Linked DNA regions of Homo sapiens: region 1 is linked to region 2. Evidence: chromatin loops called from intact Hi-C (ENCODE). Cell type or tissue: Calu3. All regions are shown on one strand. Each heading gives the region's core, and the rest is flanking DNA. Links, peaks and the distances in the headings are about the cores only.

What was found. A loop is a pair of places that touch in the nucleus more often than their neighbours do. Peaks named below come from ENCODE experiments on the same cell type or tissue, not always from the same donor. Only the 100,000 strongest peaks of a DNase experiment are listed, where the experiment ranks them.
Region 1: it touches region 2 in a loop (6-fold over the local background); 8 of 110 quality-filtered maps call a loop at or near these places.

Annotation. Positions count from the first base shown.
Region 1 is chr14:45,283,163-45,291,574 of GRCh38, forward strand. It overlaps the pseudogene DNAJC19P9. Among named protein-coding and RNA genes, the nearest start is that of MIS18BP1, 34 kb to the left of the region's middle. In Calu3, for the core only: no CTCF peak of the experiment used is centred there; no DNase peak of the experiment used is centred there.
Region 2 is chr14:45,523,076-45,531,487 of GRCh38, forward strand. All of the region lies in intron 2 of LOC105370476 (a long non-coding RNA gene), which reads left to right. Among named protein-coding and RNA genes, the nearest start is that of LINC02303, 190 kb to the right of the region's middle. In Calu3, for the core only: no CTCF peak of the experiment used is centred there; a DNase peak (open chromatin) is centred at 4,366.

The DNA.
Region 1 (8,412 bases), core at 1,853-6,852, 240 kb before region 2:
CTAGTGGTATAAAAAGTGGATACTCTTATTAAAAAAGAGGGCTCTTAACAGATGGAAAAAAATATAGATTTTTTTTTCCTTTGGAAGTCTTTAAAAATAAGAGAAATGTCTTTTTTTTGGGAATGGTTTCTGTCTGTTTAATAGATACGGTTAGAATATTAATGACAGTCATATCTATGTGTGACCAATCAGTTGTTGAGCACAGTTCTACTCAGCCATTTCAGTGCTTTTGTGCAGGTTTTTCTTTAAAATTTAAATACAATGTATCTTTTGCTGTTTATTTTTTTAATAAAAAAATCTCTTTTTTAAATAAAAAATATTCGGCCGGGCACGATGGCTCATGCCTGTAATCCCAGCACTTTGGGAGGCTGAGGAGGGCGGATCATGAGGTCAGGAGATCGAGACCATCCTGGCTAACGTGGTGAAACCCTGTCTCTGCTAAAAATACAAAAAATTAGCCGGGCATGGTGGCAGGCACGTGTAGTCCCAGCTACTCAGGAGGCTGAGGCAGGAGAATGGCGTGAACCCAGGAGGCGGAGCTTGTAGTGAGCTGAGATTGTGCCACTGTACTCCAGCCTGGGTGACAGAGCGAGACTCTGTCTCAAAAAAAAAAAAATAATTATTATTAAAAAAATAAAAAATATTCTGTCATAATATAGTGTTTTATTTTTTAAATAAAAACTAAAACATTCCTCTGCCTCCCCCATTTATTATTATTTTTTTACCTGAGTCATCTTAAAGAGGAGTTTTTATAGAAGTACTTTCTTGGGTTTTGTTTATGATTATCTAAACCTGAGAGTTGATAACAGAATTAGAAAAATGTAAAATTTATTCCAGCTGTACTTTGGAAATTTTTTTTTCCTGCAGATGTTTTTCTTCCTTTGGAAAATAGAAGCCAAGGCCATACTAATGTCCAAGATTCAATAGTGGTTATGTTTTGGTTGAAAGCATAAATATAAAGATTAATTTTATTCTTATCAACATAATCTAGAGATGAATGTGTAATTTTTTAAACTGGTAGTTGAACCAATAGTAATTTCTCATATTTTTGCATCTGTTTTAGGAGAGAGGCAGTGAGAGAGAAACTCTGCCTGTGATGAAACAATTTTGAATTTTTTTTCCCTCTGCAGGAATGAGTTTATCGATAAGCAACAAAAAGCTCAAAACTCTTCTAGGAGTTTGGGGTTCCTATAGTTAGCCTTACATTCATTTTGTTAGGATGACTTCCTCAGAGCCAGAACTATTTTTCTGAGGCTCTTAAAGATGGGAAAGATGGGAAACAGTGGAAAAAGCTAAGGTCTTCCATATGTCACATCCATTCAAAAGGAACACATGGCAGGAACATGAGCTTTTGTTATCTTGGAAGCAGGATTTTTTGGGTTCTCTTCTCATTCTACATTTGCCAACTTTATGATGCTAGTTCATCTCAACCAACCAAGGTTTCATTAAACTTGGTTACTAACATCCAATATCTGTGATTCTTGGTTGAGTTTTACCTTTTGGACCAACATACCCTAAATATATAGGGCATAGTAGAATATGAACCTTGAGGAACTCCATTGATGAACCTGTACTATTGTAGTCTTGTAGAATACTCAATTCCCGTGATTATAGAAGTCTTTGACAGCAGTTTTTCCTGATTTGGTGTTCCATGAAGCATAAGGTAAAGGATCTTTAGATGATCTTATCAGTAGGTGATATTTCTGGATGTCAGCCAATAGTCTCTTAGAATCTAAGGTTTAAGCTGGTTTCATTTGGAGTTCTTTACATTTAAGTCTGGCTACCACTGCCCAAGACCAATATTGTCTCTATTTCCAGATGTTCACTAGTGCCCCCTACTGATGAATGAAAAACTGTTCGCTTATGACTTACACAGTATGTTAAATGTTTAATCTCACGAAATTCTAGTTCCTGCCAGCTTCCTTTTCTTTCTTCCAATAAAGTGGCTTCTTTATACAGGTGTTGTAGTGGAGTTTATGTATCTCCTATGAGACCCAAGACTGAGACTTCATGGCTTAACATCATGTGGTAGGCAGGGACATACATCAACTAGATTTCTAGCTGTAACAATTTCCTATGGCTCCTGTAACAAATTACCACAAGCATCATAGTTTAAAACCACACAAATCTGTTTTATTGCAGTGCTGGAGGATAAAAATCCAAAATCAGTCTCACTGGGCTAAGGATAAGGTCAGAAAATGTGTTCTTTTCCAATTAGATAAGAGAATAAGAAACAGTTTATATTCATATGGAATGGACAATAATATTTGTTTATAGGTTTGTCCCAGGGCTGTTTTTAGTCCTCTTGTCCTCTGTCATAATACAGTTTGAAGAGATCTGGACCCTCTTGACATTTGGCATTACACTGATCAATTACTTTGATGACATTATTTTGATTGAGTTGGATTTGCAGGAGAGGGCTAGCACAGTGGAGGCAATGGCAGGATATGCTGTAGTGTGTGAGAGACAAACCCTATGAAGATATAAGTGCTTGCTACATCTGTAAATACTTTAGGGGTTTATTGATCAGGGCTGTGCCTGTATATATCCTCTAACATAAAAGACAAATTATTGCATCTCGTATCTCCTACATTAAAAAAGAAGCACAATCCCTGATGGGCCTCTGAGTTCTGGAGGCAGCACATTTCTACACCTAGGGATACTTCTCCAGCCAACATACTGGATGACATAAAATGCTGCCAACTTTAAATCAGATCAGGAGTAGGAAATAGCAACAGATCCAGGCTGGGGTGCAAGCAGCCCTGTCACTTGGGTCATACAATTTAGCAGAATTTATGATCATAAAGGTGTAAGTGATAAGACAAGATTCTATGTGGAGTTTGTTGCAAGTCCCAGTGGGCAAATTATAATGTTAGTCCCTTGGTTTTTGGAGCAAGGCAATGCCATTTTTGGTAGAGAATGATATACCTTTTGATGTGCTCCTGAACCCTGGTGGAGACAGGATGCCTGACCATGGAGTATCAAGTAACCATGTATATATTATATAAATTCCCATCATGAGCTGGGTCCTATCAGACTTACCAAATAGAAAGGTCAGATAGCCCAAGCAACAGTACATTGCAAGATGGAGTTGGTACATTTAGGAGCAAGTATAATCATAACCAGATGGCTCAAACAAGCTTCACGAGTAGGTATTACAGACCCCCATGGCACCTATCACTGTTTTAACAGTGCCCTTTCATTCATCTCATGCCTGTGGTTCTATGGAGGATTCTACCCAAAGCACAAAGAAAAAAACTCAAGCTTGGTTTATGGATGGATCAGCTCAGTATGTAGATGAAAGTCAAAAATAGCCCTACTCAAAAGTTGCTTTGAAAAGACAGAAGGTTCTTAGAACCATCGTCTAATACATGCTTTGCCCAAATGTGTTTCTCTCCCTGGTCTCACCAATACATTTTTTTCCCTCCTAACCATAGCTCTTGCTTCATTATATTTTAAAACCATTAACCTCTCAAATAATTTTATGGAATCCACTTACTTACCTCTTTTAAGAATTATCATCCATAACTTTGTCAAGTTTGAACCTTTTTAGAGAGAGGACCTTACTCAACATGTAGATTGGTTACCTTTTTGACCCAAGAATTGTACATCATTGCCACAGCTCACGACCCTGCCAGTGTAATTTGTTTCTTGAGATATGGGGTAGTTTCATAAGACTTGGCTACTTCAGGGTTTTAGCTCTGTGGTGATTAAAGGAATAATATTTAACCCAGAAATACTTATTAAACCTGCCAATCTGTTAAGAAAAAAGAACATTGTTTAGGATATCTTTTGATAGTAAAAGGAAATGCTTTAGGAGGACGAAATAGGTTGGAAGTTTCTGATCAGGCTTTTATATTAAAAAAAAAGATAAATGTAGGGAGAAGAAAAGGAAGTTACTCATGGAAACAAAGAAATTGGGCCTTAAAATCAGAAACAGACCTGGGAGCATGAGGCCATTTATATTCGTGGCCTTTCTTTTTTTTCTTTCTTTTATTTTTTTTGAGACGGAGTCTCACTCTGTTGCCAGGCTGGAGTGCAGTGGCGCGATCTTGGCCCACTGCAACCTCCACCTCTTGGGTTCAAGTGATTCTCCTGCCTCAGCCTCCCGAGTAGCCGGGTCTACAGGCATGCGCCACCACGCCCAGCTAATTTTTGTATTTTTAGTGGAGACGGGGTTTCACCATATTGGCCAGGGTGGTCTTGATCTCATGACCTCGTGATCTGCCCACCTCGGCCTCCCAAAGTGCTGGGATTACAGGTATGAGCCACCGTGCCCGGCCATTCATGGCCTTTCTACATGAGCACTGTGAAAGAAATTCTGACATCTCTTAAACAAGTATGCCTTTTCTCTTGCTAATTAATTTCTGGAATTTTGTTTCAAGTCTGACTTGAGAATGCTATGAAATATATGTTATCTTGTAAAGCCAATCCCATTCGATCAGAGGACAGTTCAAGTTGATTATTATTACTGTTAGTAGTATTATTATTTTGTTCTACCACAGGGCATTTCCCTCCTATAAATGTGCACAAACAAGGTATATAAAGGAAGTTTCTCTAGAACATATTAAAATGAACAATTTACCTTAATCTATGAATTTGCCAGACTCAGAAGAAGCATTGGAATTTAACAGGTTTCCACTAGATGGCAAGCCGCCTCTTTGAATTTCTCAATGGCATCAAGCAAAAATATTGCTGCTGTTTAAAACGTACATCTTTGCATGAGACAGCTGCACTTGTATCAAAAACTAATAAAGGCACTGATTCATAAATTTAGCCAAATTTAGAATCAAGCTATTCAAACTGAAACTGAAAATATATTGTAATGTTTAAAAGTTTTATTTGGAGAATATGTATTCATTTATTAATTTAACAAATATGAAGTGCCTCCTACGTGTTTTTCATGCTTTGTTTCATTTGTTCCCCCTAACAATGAGATTGGGTGTTCTTATTAGTCCCAATTTAGAGACTGGGAAACTGAGGCTTAGATAGATTAAATGATTTAGTAGTCCAAGATATACAGGTTTAAACCTACACAGTTTGTCCCAGAGCCGGCTCTCCTAACCACTACATCTTAGTGCCCACCATAAATAAATTACAGTAAATCAGTGTAATATGTGTAGCACTGTGTCATGTTTAAAAGGATTATTTTTTATTTTCTTCTTACAGACATTAGCAGAGTTAAATCTTCTGGCATGACCTTTATGAAAGACTGTGTATAAACAAGTAAAAATGATTGCAAAACACACTATATTAGAGCAAATAATGTCTGTACAGTGTTGCCTATATAAGCATATGCAAGATGAAAGGAAATGGCATAAAACTCTGCAAAAATACTACAGAAAAAGACAAATGTAAAGAGACAGAGTCAGAGAGAGACTGAGAGAAACATACATGTGAAAGAGAAATGATGAAATCATCTATAAGAAATCATAATTTCTGGCCGGGCGCAGTGGCTTATGCCTGTGATCTCAGCACATTGGGAGGTCGAGGTGGGAGGATACCTTGAGCTCAGGGGTTTGAGATCAGTCTGGACAACATTGCAAAACCCCATCTGTACCAAAAAGTACAAAAATTAGCTGGAGGTGGTGGTGCATGCCTGTAGTTCCAGCTACTCGGGAGGCTGAGGTAGGAGGATCACTTGAGCCCAGGAGTTGGAGGCTACAGTGAGCTGCGATCATGCTACTAGACTTCAGCCTGGGTGACATAGTGGGACCCTGCCTAAACAAAAAAAAAAAAAAAAAAGGAAAAAAGAAAAAAGAAAGCTGGGTGTGGTGGCTCATGCCTGTAATCCCAGAATCCCAGCACTTTGGGAGGCTGAGGCGGGTGGATCACCTGAGGTCAGGAGTTTGAGACCAGCCTGGCCAACATGATGAAACCCTGTCTCTACTAAAAATACAAAAAATTAGACGGGCATTGTGGTGGGTGCCTGTAATCCCAGCTACTTGGGAGGCTGAGGCAGGAGAATCCCTTGAACCCAGGAGGCAGAGGTTGCAGTGAGCTGAGATCGCGCCACTGTACTCCAGCCTTGTCAACAAAAAAAAAAAAAAGGAAAAGAAAAATAATAATTTCTGTAACAGAAACTGTTTCCTTGTTAATGTCTCTTGCTGTAGAAGAATTTTTCACAAATAGAAATTCAGTGAAATGAAAGTTTAAAAGACAAGAATATAAAACAACAGAATGAAATTAAAAGGGAAGTGCAAGGTCAAGGAAACTCAGATGTAAAGCAGAATTTTAAATCTAATAAATATATTAAAAGAATAAAAAGCAGAAGAGACATAGTTAAAATTTAAATTAATGTGATGGAAAAAAGGCATAAGTTACAGTGAATGAGAAGCAAGATGGAGATGAAGGCAATTAGGAAGAGGCTGTAGACATGGATGACTGACAAAACAATAGGCATCTCTGAAGTAGACAACAGATGGTGAGAAAAAGTATTCAGAGATATAATAGTGGAAAATCTCTTTCATAATAAAGCACACACGTCTAATAGGAAAAATTGATACTGAATTACCAACATTGAGAAGTGCCCTGTATGTTACCAAGCATCAAGATTTTAACAACAAAAAAGAATTCTTCAGACATCAAGTAGAAAAAGCAAGTTACTTAACAAGGGGAAATTCAAGCTTGTGTCAGACTTTTTACAGAAACATTTAGCACTGGAAGAAATAGAGGTGTCCACCACATTCTTGGACAAAATATTATATTCATCTATGTTATAATTCAAATATAAAGTATTCAGGGGATAAACATTTAAGAATTTTTTTTTAGGGGTTGCGTTGCTCTCTGGTAGAGGCGTGCAGGTGTTAGCCACACCCTCTGAGCTGGGATGAGCTGTGCTCCTGGTGGAAGCAAGGGAGCCCAGCCGAAGCCATGGCCAGTACAGTGGTAGCAGTTGGACTGACCATTGCTGCTGCAGGATTTGCAGGCCGTTATGTTTTGCAAGCCATGAAGCATATGGAGCCTCAAGTAAAACAAGTTTTTCAAAGCCTACCAAAATCTGCCTTCAGTGGTGGCTATTATAGAGGTGGGTTTGAACCCAAAATGACAAAACGGGAAGCAGCATTAATACTAGGTGTAAGCCCTACTGCCAATAAAGGGAAAATAAGAGATGCTCACTGACGAATTATGCTTTCAAATCATCCTGACAAAGGAGGATCTCCTTATATAGCAGCCAAAATCAATGAAGCTAAAGATTTACTAGAAGGTCAAGCTAAAAAATGAAGTAAATGTATGATGAATTTTAAGTTCATATTAGTTTATATATATGAGTACTAAGTTTTTATAATAAAATGCCTCAGAGCTACAATTAAAAAAAAAAGAATTTTTTTTTTTAAAACTCTAGTCAGATGAAGTCCAGCTAATCCAGAAACTAATACAAAAATAGAGAACCCAGGAATAGAAACACACATCTAGTGAGAATAGCAGTAAATTGGCTGGGCACAGTGGCTCATGCCTGTAATCCCAGAACTTTGGGAGGCTGAGGCATGAGGATTGCTTGAGTTCAGGAGTTTGAGACCAGCCTAGAGAGACCCAACACTGAACATAGAGAGACCCAGTCACTAAAAAGTGAAAGCAAAGGCAAAAGCAAAACCAAAACCTAGCTGGGCAGGGTGGCACATGCCTGTTGTCTCAGCTACTTGGGAGGCTGAAGTAGGAGGATCACTTGGGCTTGGGAGATTGAGGCTGCAGTGAGCCATGATCATGACACTACACTTCAGCCTGGGTGACAGAATAAGACTCTGTCTCCAAGAGAAAAACAGAGTGATGATAAGTGCTTGGCAGCAGTGTACCAAGTAATGGGGTTAAAAAGATGACTAAGGGTGTAATCGAGCTGAAGATTCAGAGATGTTAATCAATTAGAGTACAATGTATTAAGCGCTACTACAGTGATAGAACAGAGAAAAGAGTAATTCTATGTAGAGTAACTGATGTCTACAGCCATACGAACCTGAACATGCCCAGTCTCATCTATGTAGGGTAACTGAAACCTGAGACTTGGAGGATGAGCATCCAGAAGCTAAAAGGGACAGAGTGGACCATTCTAGGAAGGGGGAAGGAAGTCCAAAGGTTTAGCAGTATGAGTTGGCAGTGTGGAATGGCTATATGGTAGGTCATGTGGACGTGGAGAGATGTAAGCCTGGAAAGTCATAAGCAGCTTATGAAGGGATCTGTGTACAAATGGTACCCGTTTTACAATAGTTTGGCTTAACAATTGTTTTTGGCTTTATGATGGTGCAAAAGTGATAGGTGTTCAGCAGAAATCAGACTGAAAGTACCCATACAACAATTCCGTTTTTCACTTTCAGTACAATATTCAATACATTACATGAGATATTCAACACTTTATTTTAAAATAGGGATTGTGTTAGATGACTTTGCCTAAATGTAGACTAATGTAAGTGTTCTGAG
Region 2 (8,412 bases), core at 2,198-7,197:
ATGTTGTTACATATGGCAGTATCTTCTTTTTAAAAGCTGAATAACAGTTCATATATCTCAACTTCTTTATCAGTTTTTCTATTTCATTGGTGGACACTTAGCTTGTTTCCATATCTTAGCTACTTTGAGTAACACTGCAAGAAAGATGGGAGTGCAGATATCTCTATGGCATGCTGATTTCATTTTCTTGGGTATACACCCAGCAGAGGGATTGTAGGGTCATATGATAGTTCTATTTTTAGTTTTTTGCAGACAGTCCATACTGTTTTCTACAATGGTCATAATAATTTACATTCTCACCAATAGTACACAAGGGTTCCACTTTCTCCACACCCTTGCTGACACTTATCTTGTCTTTTTAGTGATACCCATTCTAACAGGTGTGAGGTAATACATCGCTGTGGTTTTTATTTACATTTCCCTGATGATTAGTGATGTTGAGCACTTTTTATAAACCTGTGGGCTATTTGTGTGTCTTCCTTGGAGATATGTCTATTTGGGTCCTTAGCCCATTTTTAAATAGAATTAATTGTTTTTTGCTGTTGTGTGAATTCTTTATATAATTTGAATATTCACCCCTTATTAGATATATGGTTTGCAAATATTTTCTCACAATCTGAAAGCTGCCTTTTCATTCTGTTGTTTCCTTTGCTTTTCAGTTTGATATAATCTCACTTGTTTATTTTTGTTATGATTGCCTGGAATTTTGGTGTGATTTCCAAAAAATCATTGCCAAGGCCAATATCAAGGAGCTTTTTCCATTATGCTTTCTTCTGGGAGTTTTAGGGCTTCAGGTCTTATGTTTAGGTCTTTAATCTGTTTTTGAGTTGATTTTTGTGTATAGCATAAGATAAGGTCCAGTTTCATTCTTTTGCATGTGGAAATCCAGTTTCTCCAGTACCATTTACTGAAGAGGCTGTCCTTTCCCCATTGTGTCTTCTTGGTGGCCTTGTCAAAAATTAGTTGACTGTATATGCTTGGGTTCATTTCTGAACTCTATCCTATTCTATTGATCTATGTATTTGTTTTTAAGCCAGCACCATAATGTTTTGATTACTATAGATTTGTAATATGATTTGAAATTAGGAAGTGCGATACCTCCAAATTTGTTTTTCTTAAGATTGTTCTGGATACTTGGGGTCTTTTATGGTTCCATACAAGTTTTAGGATTTTTTTCTATTTCTGTGAAAAGGTTATTGAAATTTTGATGGGGTATAGGGATTGCATTGAATCTATAGATTGCTTCAGGTAATATGAGCATTTTGACAAAATTAATTCTTCCAATCTATACACATGAGATAGCTTTCCATTTATTTGTTTCTTCTTCAATTTCTTTTATTAGTGTATTATAGTTTTCATTACACAGATCTTTCACTTCCTTGCTTAAACTTATTTCCTAAATTCTTTAATCTTTTTGATGCTATTGTAATTAGGATTGTTTTCTTGATTGCTTTCTCGGGTAGAATAATACTGGTGTAAAGAAATGTAAAAATTTTTTTGGTGTTAATTTTGTGTCCTGCTACTCTACTGAATTCATTTATTCCAAAAGTTTTGCTGTGGGTGGCATCTTTGGGCTTTTCTATGTATAGGATCATATCACCTGCAAATAGGGATAAGCTTACTCCTTTCTGATTTGGATTTATATTATTTCTTTTTCTTGTCTAATTGTTCTTGCTAGTTCTTCCAGTACTATATTGAATAGAAGTGGCAAGAGGGACATTCTTGCCTTGTACTGGGTCTTAGAGTAAAAGCTTTCAGTTTTTCCCATTCATTATGATATTACATGTAAGCTTCTTATTAATGACCTTTATTAGGTTGAAGCACTTTTCTTCTATACCTATTTTGTTGAGGGTTTCTATCATAAAGGTTTGTTGAACTTTGTCAAATGCTTTTTATGCATCTATTCAGATGATCGTGTGGTTTTTGTCTTTCTTTTTGTTAAAGTGGTATATCACATTGATTGATTTGCATATGTTAAACCAACCTTGCATCCCATGGATAAGTCTCATTTGATCATGTATATAATCTTTTTGATGTGTTGTTGAATTTAGTTGGCTAGTATTTTATTGAGGATTTTTGCGTCAATGTTCATTAGAGATATTGGCCTGAAGGTTTTTTTCTTGTGGTATCTTTGCCTGGCTTTGGTTTTAGGGTGATGCTGCCTTCATAAAATGAATTTGGAAATATACCCTCTACTTCTATTTTTTGAAGAGATTAAGAAGTATTGGTATGAATTCTTCCTTGAATTTTGGTAGAATTCAGCTGTGAAGCCATCTGGCCCTGGGCTTTTCTTTGTTGAAAGGCTTTTGATTACTACTTCATCTCTATTTGTTATTGGTCTGTTCAGGCTTTCTGTTTCTCCTTGATTTAGTCTAGATGAGTTGTATGCTTCTAGGAATTTATCTATTTCCTATAGGTTACCCAATTTGTTGGACTATAATTGTTCATAATAGTCCCTTATGATCCTTTTTATTTCTGAGGCATCTGTTGTAATGTCTCCTCTCTCATTTCTGATTTTACTTATTTGAGTCTTCTCTCTTTTTTCTTTCTTTTAGTCTACCTAATGGTTTGTTGATTTAGTGTGTATATATATATATACTTTTTTTTAAAAAAACTCACTTTTGAATTTTTTCTGTAGTCTTTGTTTTCTCTATTTGTTTTTTCTCTGATTATAATTATTTCCTTCCTTTTGCTTACTTTGAGTTTAATGTTTTGTTTGCTTTTTAGTTCCTTGAGGTATACAATTAGTTTGTTTCTTTGAGATGTTTTTCTTTTTAGATGTAAGCATTTATTGGTATAAATCTTTCTCTAATAACTGCCTTTGCTGCATCCCCAAAATTTTGGAAAGTTGCGTTTTTGTTTTGGTTTGATTACAGATATTTTAAAAATTCCCCAGTTGATTTTCTAATTGACCCAATGGTTGTTTGAATGTCTTACTTAATTTTCATATATTTGTCAATTTTCTTGCTGTTACAATTTCTAGTTTCATTCCATTGTGATTGGAAAAGATACTTGGTATAATTTTATTATCTTAGATTTTTAAGACTATTCCATGTCCTCTGATCCAGGAGGCCTTAGGTAACTCTCCTGCAGCCTCTGTTGCCCTGTGACCTGCAGGTACTGGAAGATCCATAGGGAGAATGATAGGACACCTGGAAGCTGGGAAATGGTACAGGGAGATTCATACTATGAAGTCAGGACACCTCAGAATCTGGGAAATGTTTCTAGTTTAAGAGTGATTTGATTGACTGTTTCCAAAATGGCCAACTAGATGCAGCCAGGAAGTGCTGCTCCTATAGAGAGAGAACACAATTTCAACTACACCAACATAATTTGAACAGATCTTTGGAGAGATAACACTGAATGTGGATGGAAAAAAATATGCAGCTGTTAAGGCTGAAGAGGGAGGAAGTTGGGAATCCCAGGTGGAGTGCCTGAATGCTATGGCCCGTCCCCTGTCCTGAATGAAACCTGGGAGAAGGGGTGAGTGAAGGGACTGAGGGTCTGCTCATTCCCATCATTGACCTCTGGGGTTCTAGCTGCAAGGGACACCACACCCACACTGACTTGTGAGCTGGCAGGGGCATCTCCCTGGAGATTAGACAGAGATGAAGCTGTAGTAGGCACAGAGCCAGGAATATTGGAACATGGGTCAGCTCTGGTAAAGCCTGGACATACGTGCCCAACGCCAGGGCTACCAGCCTCCCTCAGAGAGGCTATGGCTCCAGCTAACTGCTGGGGACAAAGCAGAGCCTGCTTCCCTGCAGGATTGGAGCACATCTGTCCTGCAGGCCCGATGACGGCCCGCCAGCCCTTCCCAGGGCTCCTGCCTCGCTGTGGGGTAGAAGCATGTACACAGCGCAGCCTCCTGCCCAGCCTTGGTGCTTTGCACCACCTGAGTGCATTCCCGCAGCATGGGAGCCCTTCAGATCCCACACTGCACCTGAAACTCAACCCAGTGCATCTGGAGGAAGGAGCCCAAGTGGGTCCTGTAGCCTCAGAACTGCAGCCTGTGGTTCAGGAGTGCCAACCTGGGATCTGCACTTGGCAGTTGAATGGGGGAGGAGACTACACTTTCAGAAATCTGAGATGGCTGAGTCACACAGGTTTGCAAACTGATATGGGACCTAGCCATGCCTCCCTCCACAGAGTTGGTATGGTAAGGGTGTGGTGTATTTCCCTACCAGACCTCTGCCCAAGGGAGACCAGCGACCCCAAAGACATAAGAACAACAGTAGCAACATGACGGGCATAGTGCCAGTGATTGGAGGTGGCCGCCTTAAGTCCCAGAGTAGACCTGGCGAGGGTGTCATCTGTCTCCCCTTCAAACCGCATGACACAGCTACAAACACCAGAGGAGCCAAATGGCTGAATAGGAGCCTATTGTCCATTGCTCTCAAGCACCATCTACTGGATTGCCGCCCAAACTACAACACACACAAAAAAATCACTTTACTAATTCTCCTTCCTACAAAACCAAGAACATAAATTCTACCACAAAGACCCTGTACAGAGTCTTAATTCCCTGAAAACGTCCACAAATGAAGCCAACAGACTATACGCAATTTACACCACAATTAAAAGAATACCAGCCCTCCAAATGAGAAATAATCAGCATAAGAACTTTAGCAATGGCAGGGTGCAGTGGCTCACGCCTGTAATCCCAACACTTTGGGAGGCCAAGGCGGGTGGATCACCTGAGGTCAGGAATTCGAGGCCCAGCCTGGCCAACATGGTGAAACCCCATCTCTACCAAAAATACAAAAAATTAGCCGGCTTTGTGACAGGTGCCTGTAATCCCAGCTACTCAGGAGGCTGAGGCAGGAGCATCACTTGAACCCGGGAGTCGGAGGTTGCAGTGAGCCGAGATCGCGTTATTGCACTCCAGCCCGGGTGACAAGAGTGAAACTCCGTCTCAAAAAAAAAAAAAAAATACCCAATTGAACTTCCTGAGTGGAAAAATTTCAGAATACAATCAGAAGTATCAGCAGAATAGACCAAGCTGAGGAAAGAATCTCAGAGCTCAAAGACCGGTTCTTTGAATCAACTCAGACAAAAATTAAGAAAAATGAATAAAACCTCCAGAAATTTGAAATTATGTAAAGAGACCAAATCTACAACTCATTGGCATTCCTGAGGCAGAAGGAGAGATAATAAGCAACTTGGAAAATATATTTGAGAATATAGTCCATGAAAATTTTCATAATCTTGTAAGAGAGTTCAACATGCAAATCCAAGAAATACAGAGAACCAGAATCTCTGAGATGGAGCCAAAGCAGTGTTAAGAGAAACATTTATAGCCCTAAATGCCTTCATAAAGACATTAGAAACATGTGAAATTAACAATCTAACTTTTCACCTAAAGGAACTATGGAAAAAAAAGAACAAACCAACTCCAAAGCTAGCAGAAGAAAAGAAATAACTAAAATTAGAGAAGACCTTAATGAAATTGAGATGCAAAAATCCATACAAAAGATCAGTGAAACCAAGAGTTGGTTCTTTGAAAAAATAATTCAAATTGATAGAACCCTATTTAGATTAACAAAGAAAAAGAAAGAGTAAATCCAAATAAGCACAATGAGAAATGACAAAGATGATATTACAACTGATCCCACAGAAATACGGAAGATCCTCAGAGACTACTGTGAACAAGTTTATGCACACGTATCAATAATAGAAAATCTAGAAGAAATGGATAAATTCCTGGAAGTGCACAGTCTCCCAAAATGGAATCAGGAAGGGATTGAAATCCGAATAGACCATTATCTATTTTTGAAATTCAATTAGCAACAAAGAACGTACCAACCAAAAAAAGCCCTGGGCCAGATGGATGGATTCATAGTTAAATTCTACCACACCTACAAAGAACTGATACCCATCCTGCTGAAACTGTTCAAAAAATTAAAAGTGAGCAGTTCCCTCATAACTCATTCTATGAAGCCAGCATCAGCTTGATACCAAAGTCTGGCAAAGACACAATGAAGAAAGAAAACTTCAGACCCGTTTTCCTCATGAACATAAATGCAAAAATCCTTAGCAAATCAAATCCAGCAGCACATCAAAAAGTTAATACACCATGATCAAGCAGGCTTTATTCCTGGAATGCAAGGCTGGGTCAACATCACCACATAAAGAGCAAAAATCATATGATCATATCAGCAGATGTAGAAAAAGCCTTTGATAAAATCCAACATTCTTCCATGATAAAAACCCTCAACAGACTAGACATCAAAGGAACATACCTCAAAATAATAAGAGCTATCTATGACAAATCCAGAGCCAACCAGCGTCATACTGAATGGGCAAAAGCTTGAACTATTTTCCTTGAGAACTGGAACAAGACAAGAATGCCCACTTTCACCATTTGTATTCAACACAGCACTGAAAATTTTAGCCAGAGCGATCAGGCAAGAAAAATAAATGAAAGGCATCCAAATAGGAATAGAGGAAGTTAAAAGATCTATATTCACAGATGATAGAATTCTATACCTAGAAAACCGCATAGATTCAGTCAAGAGGCTCCAAGAAGATTTAATGGCTCCTAAATGATTATTTAATCATTTAAATACATGATTTCAATAGCGTTTTGGGATACAAAATCAATGTACAAAATTCAGTAGCATGTCTATACGCTACAAACATCTAAGCTGAGAGTGAATCAAGAACCCAATCCCACTCACAACTGTTACTAAGAAAATCAAATTCCTAGGAATACAACTAACCTAGAAGGTGAAAGAGCTGTACAAGGACAACTACAAAACACTGTTGAAAGAAATCAGAGATGATGAAAATAAATGAAAAAACATCCCATGCTCATTGATTGGAAGAATTTATATTGTAAAAATTGTCATACTCCCCAAAGCAATTTACAGATTCAGTGTTATTCTTGCCAATCTACCAATGTCATTCTTCACAGAATTAAAAAAAAAGCTATTGTAAAATTCATATAGAACCAAAAAATAGCCAGAACAGCCAAAGCAATCCTAAGCAAAAGGAACAAAGCTGGAGGCATCACACTACCTGATTTTAAACCATACCATAAAGCTACAGAAACCAAAACAGCTTGGTGCAGGTACAAAAACAGACACATACCAATGGAACAGAATAGAAAACTCAGAAATAAAGCCACACACCTACAACAATCTGATCTTTAACACAGTTGATAAAACCAAGCAAGGGGAAAAGGAATCCCTATTCAACAAATGGTACTGGGATAACTGGCTAGCCATATTTAGAATTTTGAAGCTGTACCCCTACATTTCAACATATACAAAAATTAACTCAAATGGATTAATGTTGTAAGTGTAAGACCTCAAGCTATAAAAATCCTAGAAGAAAATTTAGGAAATACTCTTCTTGATGTTAGCCTTGGCAAGGAATTTTTGACTAAGTCCCCAAAAGCAATTGCAACAAAGCCAAAAGTAGACAAGTAGAACCTAATTAAACATTGCTTCTGCACAGCAAAAGAAACAGATGATCTACAGAATGAGAGAAGATATTTGCAAACTGTGAATCTGACAAAGGCCTAGTATCCAGAATCTATAAGGAACTTAAACAAATCAAGAAGCGAAAAACAAATAACCCCATTAAAAAGTGAGCAAAGGATATAAAGAGACGCTTCTCAAAAGAAGACATACATGTGGCCAACAAACATATGAAAAAATGCTCAGCATCAGTAATCATTAGAGAAATGCAAATCAAAACCACAATGAGATGCCATCTCACACTAGTCAGGAAGGCTACTATTAAAAAGTCAGAAAAATAACAGATCCTAGAGAGGTTGTGGAGAAAGGGGAACACTTACACACGGTTAATGGGAATATGAATTAGTTATTTCACTGTGGAAAGCAGTCTGAAGATTCCTCAAAGAACTTAAAACAGAGTCACCATTTGACCCAACAATCCCGTTACTGGGTATATATCTAAAAGAAAATAAATTATTGTACTAAAAAGACACATGCACTCATATGCTTATTTCTACACTATTCACAATAGTGAGGACATGAAATCAACCCAGGCTCCTATCAATGGTAGATTGGATAAAGGAAATGTGGTAGATATATACTATGGACTACTATGTAGCCATAACAAAGAATGAAGTCATGTCCTTTTCAGCAACGTAGATAGAGCTGGGGGCCATGAATCATAAACAAATTAATGCAGAAACAGAAAACCAAATGCTACATGTTCTTACTTGTAAGTAGGAGTGAAGCATTCAGCACACATGGACATAAATATGAGAAAAATAGACACTATGCACTACTAGAGGGTGGGTTTAAAAACTACCTATTGGGCATTTTGCTCACCACCAGAATGTTGGGATTTGTCCGCCAAACCTCAGCATTATGCAATAGTCTGACATAACAATTCTGCACATGTAACCCCTGTATTTAAAATAAAAGTTGAAATAAA